Linked DNA regions of Homo sapiens: region 2 is linked to region 1. Evidence: chromatin loops called from intact Hi-C (ENCODE). Cell type or tissue: HCT116. All regions are shown on one strand. Each heading gives the region's core, and the rest is flanking DNA. Links, peaks and the distances in the headings are about the cores only.

Evidence for each region. Peaks named below come from ENCODE experiments on the same cell type or tissue, not always from the same donor. Only the 100,000 strongest peaks of a DNase experiment are listed, where the experiment ranks them.
Region 2: a loop joins it to region 1, with 8 times the contacts of the local background. A loop is called at or near these places in 63 of 110 quality-filtered maps.

The regions. Positions count from the first base shown.
Region 1 is chr4:153,317,445-153,320,365 of GRCh38, reverse strand. All of the region lies in intron 8 of TRIM2 (tripartite motif containing 2), which reads right to left. Among named protein-coding and RNA genes, the nearest start is that of MND1, 26 kb to the left of the region's middle. In HCT116, for the core only: a CTCF peak has its summit at 1,471; a DNase peak (open chromatin) is centred at 1,485.
Region 2 is chr4:153,206,392-153,209,312 of GRCh38, reverse strand. The region is part of intron 1 of TRIM2 (tripartite motif containing 2); the gene reads right to left. Among named protein-coding and RNA genes, the nearest start is that of TRIM2, 3.4 kb to the right of the region's middle. RefSeq lists enhancers at 1-113, 2,414-2,921. In HCT116, for the core only: a CTCF peak has its summit at 1,556 (motif pointing left); no DNase peak of the experiment used is centred there; H3K27ac peaks cover 155 bases.

The sequences.
Region 1 (2,921 bases), core at 242-2,741:
GGGACTTTGCATGATGGGGACTTTAGACTTTATATGCTCCTTTTATTCTTCTAAGTTTATAAATGATGAAGATTCAGATTTCATCTCTTTAGAGCAAAGGAACACAATTACTTAGGAAAGAAACAGTGGTTTTCTTGGCAAGAGGAACTGCTGTGTAAATTTGATTCTGATTCTCCAATCTAGCCCAAAGATCAAAGAGGCTATAACACAATGGTGGGTAAAGAAATGGCATTTGTTGTTTCATGTCTAAATGGAGGGTAAGTCAGCAGAGATCAAAAGGGAGAGAAGGCACTTCGATGATTAAAACAAGAATGTCATTACTACCTAACATTATGAACACTTGTAGTTGCTTAGATGACTCAACCAAATAATATCAAATGGATAATTATCTAGAATAAAAAGAGAAAATAAAGGGTTACTTCCATTCTATCATGTAGTGACAACTAGGGCAGATCTGAAAGAATAACTTAAACATTGAACCAAAATTTCTTTACACTTCCCTTCATCACTCCTAGTTTAGCTGCACTGGATTCAACCAAGTGAAAGGTAAGAATCCCTGCATTTCCCTGATTGTGTCAACCCCATCTTAAACAGAATAGTAAACAACAAAAAATATATATATATATTTTTTTTTTGAGACAGAGTTTTGCTCTTGTTGCCCAGGCTGGAGTGCAATGGCGCAATCTCAGCTCATTGCAACCTCTGCCTCCCGGGTTCAAGTGATCCTCCTGCCTCAGCCTCCCGAGTAGCTGGGATTACAGGCGCCCATCACCATGCCCAGATAATTTTTTGTGTTTTTAGTAGAGATGGGATTTCACCATGTTGGCCAGGCTGGTCTTGAACTCCTGACCTCAGGTGATTTGCCCGCTGCGGCCTCCCAAGGTGCTGGGATTACAGATGTGAGCCACTGTGCCCGGCCCAGCAAAAATATTTTAACCCTGCCTTTGGAATGGTTTAATCAGGGTATTTAACTCAACAAATAGTTCCTTAAATTGAACAGGAAAGAGATGAGATATTTTAGAGTAAGGTGGCCAGAGGTGTTTCCATTTGTTTGGATAGAAAAGGTTTCTAGATGGGCTGGAAGATAGGAGGCAGTGGGGAAGATAGAATAAATTCAGAGGAGGCAGAGAGAAATAAAAATTAGGGCTAATAAATTGGTGAATAAAAGAAAAGGAGATAAGATGTTACATCTCTGGAACTACTAGGAATAAATACAAAGAGTCTACACTGGTGTTAAACGTGTGTCTTTCTCAGCACTTGTTTAATTTTACTGAGTCCCACCAAAGAAGAAAAAGAAGAAAATAAGTATCTCTGTCTATACCTGTGGATATTCCACTTGGATGAACTCCTGTGAGGGTCCTAAAGTGTTTTTACATGCTATCCTTTTACCCTTTGGGTTTTGATCAACACCTATCATAGAAGAGGGTATTGCTGAAACTACACCACCTCCACTCCCCCAATCCTCTAGGGGGCATGAGTGTTCTTTAGAGTTTATTCTCATTATTACCTTTAATATTCCAACTCTAAGAACCCAGTTCTTCTAAGAGTGTCTATTACAGATAGACTATTGAACCACTGAACAAAAAATGCTTAGAGAGCCCTTCTTCCTTAGACATAAAACTCCTGTCTCCGTAAGTGAACCTATTTTAGTATTAGCTTCTGAATTTACAAAGACAGATCACGGTTTTGCTAGAGTATAAAACATAAACAAATGGGTTGCCTCCAAACTATATAAACATTTTCAAGATATTCAAGATATAAATATTCACATTAAACTTGTCATATTTGGGTATGTCTTACCACATATACAATTATTAAAATGCAAAAAAGGGGGAAGAAGTTAGAGCTACAGAAAGGCAGGAGATTTTTATATATATGTGGTCATCATACAGAGCCATTAAATTTCTAGTGAAACCAAAAATTCAAGGGTGATTGAAGAATTGCATGCAATATTATGGAATAAAAAATGACAGTTTTTCAGTCTCCAAAATTGACAAGATGCTGCCTCACACAAAACAGAGGCTCAAATCTGAGAGTTTCACAATTACGTAACTCATTTCATTAAAACAATGAGGGGACTACAGCAGTCTGAAGACTTTAAAAAGGAAAACAGAAATTCTTCCAGAAAGAAACCAATAAGTACACTTTGAGTAATCTTTAGAATTCCAGATTGGATTATGAAAAGCAGCATCTCCAAACTCCTAGACAAAGTGATGACCACCAGGTGCCTGCATGAGGACATGAAGCCCAGATCACAGCTGACCAAACAAGACTTCATTTTTTGGACAGGGTTACTAGCGGCATGGAAAAGAACATTCATTTCTTAGATCCTTATTTTGTATGTGGCACATAAAATCTCATTTAGTCTTTGCTTAAATCCTATGAGATAGGTCTTTTTTTTCTTTTGAGACAGGGTCTTACTCTGTCACCTAGGCTGCAGTGCACAGGTGTAGTCACGGGTGACTGCAGCCTCTAACTTCTGGGCTCAAGCAATCCTCCCACCTCAGCCTCCCAAGTGGCTGGGACTACAGGCCTGTGCAACCACACCTGGCTAATTTTATTTTTTGTAGAGGCAGGGTCTTGCCATGTTTCCCAGGCTGGTCTTGAACTCCTGGGCTCAAGCAATCCTCCTGCTTCAGCTTCCCAAAGTGCTGGGATTGCAGGCATGAGCCACCATGCCCAGGCAAGATAGATCTTTTTTTTTTTTTTTCTTTTTGAGACAGAGTCTTGCTTTGTCGCCCAGGCTGGAGTGCAGTGGCACGATCTTGGCTCACTGCAAGCTCCGCCTCCCGGGGTTCACACCATTCTGCTGTCTCAGCCTCCCCAGCAGCTGGGACTACAGGTGCACGCCACCACGGCCGGCTAATTTTTTTGTATTTTTAGTAGAGACGGGGTTTCACCGTGTTAGCCAGGATGGTCTC
Region 2 (2,921 bases), core at 193-2,692, 110 kb after region 1:
TGATAAAACAGCATGCTAATAAGTGTGGGAGGTGGTGTGAGTGTCCCTTGTTTGAAAATTTAAGTAGATTTAAAAATTCTCAAATGCAAGGGATTATGAATGTAAACCACATTGGTGTTCCATTACTCTAGTTAGGGAGGCATTGGGTGCACCAAGGTCACCAGGCTCCCTGCTCCTTACGTGCCTTCAGGGGCCTGTCCACCATTTTTCCTGATTCCGCTGTGTTAGATCTTTGGCTGCTGGACCTCAGTTTTCCCAGGGTTTTTCATAAAATGGGCCTGGTGAAGAAATGACTCCAGTCTTGTCAAATCTTAGGAAGAAGGAATTGATGCTGGATCTTCTGAACGAACACATTTCTTTGTGTGTGTGGATATGGTTCTCAGTACCCACCCACTGCTCCAGATGTGCTCCCAGCTCCAGACCTTGCCTTGCAGGCTCACACTTTTGTAATGTATGGAAATTGTAAATGTTCTCTGCTTGGAATCCTCTGGAGCATCATCTAGAAACCTCCATCGGGATGGATGCAGTGTTCCATCTGGGAGGGAAAAGGAACGACCCCATGCCAAGCACTATGGAGGGCAGTCTACATGTTCTAGCTTTCCATTCTCATCATAGCCCGATAAGGCAGACAATATCGTTCCCATTTTCAGGTGAGGAAAACAAGAACTGGAGAGGGTAAGTGACTTGCCCAAGGTCACTAGCAGTCAACCAGCAGACCTGAGACTCGAGTTCAGCTCTGTTTGACCTATGTTCTGGTCTTGACACATCTACGGGATATTATATTTTCCATACAATTTACTATGAAAATTTTAGATAGTGACAAATTTTACATAAATGAGTTTTAGATTTATTTATTGTTTATTAAATAATAAAATTATTTATTATAATTTTAGATAAAGATAAATTTATCTAAAATTGTGTAATTTCTTTGTGTAAGAAATTACACAAATTTCTTCTTGTGTAAAGTAACCAACTTGAATGTATCATTACCTCCTGTGAAAATAAAAAGTGTACTTTCCTTTTGAGACAAGGTCTTGCCCAGGCTGGAGTGGACTGGCACAATCATAGCTCACTGCAGCTTCCACCTCCCAGGCTCAAGTGATCCTACCGCCTCAGCCTCCTGAGTAGCTGAGACCACAGGTGTGTACCACCATGCCCAGCTAATTTTTATTTTTATTTTTTAGAGACAAAGTCTAACTATGTTGCCCAGGCTGGTCTTGAACTTTTGGCCTCAAGCGATCCTTCCACCTTGGCCTCCCAAAGTGCTGGCATTACAGGGTTCACCACTGCACCTGGCCAGAAGTGAACTTTTCAAACCACACACAAGACCCATCTATTATTCCTGGATGAGCCTTCAACATGGATAAGCATGATCAGCAAGGAGCTCAAGGGTGATTTCAAACCATGTTTAACTTACGGCTCATGAGTTCCTCCGGGGAGATTTCTGTCAGATCTAAAGTCATAGACAGAAGCTAGAATGGACTTTGAAGATCATGCCTCAGGACAGATAGAAAACCGTGACCCTGAGGGACTCCCTTTTCCAGAGCCACCTGCTGGCCAGTCCCGGATGGAGACCAGAACGCTGATGTCCAGCCCGCCCTTCTTTCCACTGCACTGCATTCTCTTAGCATTTCCTTTATCCAATGTCACCAGTAAATCAGAGAGACATTTGGTAAACTTAGATGGTATTTAGGACTGTCGTTAGATGCTGGTAGCAGTCATAATAAAATAATTAATATTCACTGAATATTTGCTGTGCACTGAGTGCTGTATAAGGAACTTTGATGCATGACCACATTTAAACCTCACAATCATCCAGTGAAACAGATTGTCATCCCATTATTTGGCTGAAGGAATACAGACTTAGGGAGATTTGGTAACTTGCCCAATAACATATAAGTAAAACAACGAAAGTGAGGCTGGACTCCAGGTTCGTCTGAATCAAAGCTCTTGCTCTTAACCCCTTGTTTTTAAACCCGTGTTCTTTGGCTTCTGCCTCTGTGTGTCGTCTGTCCCCCATCGGCCACCGCACCGCATAGGCCTACCAGTGTGGCTGGCCCTTCCTGGAATTTAGCGAATTTTACAGATAAGGGAACTGGGGCACAGAGAGGTTAGGGAACTTGCACAGAGTTACACAGTGAGTAAGTGACCTGAAGTGTGAATCATGAGGAAGGTGTGATATTGTGATTTATAATAAGAAATATATATTTGGTCTTGTCTCTGCTTCCTGGCACATAGTTCTTAAAATCCTTGCAATTGGCTGGGCATGGGGGCATGCACCTGTAATCCCAGCACTTTGGTAGGCTGAGGCGGGAGGATCTGGAGGATCGCTTGAGCCCAAGGGGTCAAGGCTGCAGTGAGCCATGATCATGCCACTGCACTCCAGCCTGGGTGACGGAGCAAGACCCTGTCTCAAATTTAAAAAAGAAAGAAAGAAAACCCCTTGGAATGTACAAAGTGATAAAGAGCCTTTTTGTATGCTAATGAGATGATTGACGACTGAGGGCTCCCAGATTGCCTCTGGAGGGGGCTGGTTGCCAGGGGAACCAAGCAAGTGATTAGAGAGTTGGAACTTTCAGCCCCTTTCTCCCTACTCCACCCATACACACCCCCTGACCCTGTTTCCAGGGAGCAAAGAGGGGCAGGAGGTTGACTCAATCACCGATGGCCAATGGTTTGATCAATCATGCCTTTGTAATGAGGCCTCCATAAAAACCCAAAGGAGCGGGTCTGGAGGGCTTCTGGATAGCTGAACACATGGAGACGCTGGGAGAGTGGCGCCCGGAGAGGACATGAAAGCTCCAAGACCCTCCCTAGCCATCTCTTCACCTGGCTGTATGTATTCATTCAACTGTATCCTTTGTAATACCCTTTATAATAAACTGGTAAATGGAATTAAGTGTCTCCCTGAGTTCCGTGAG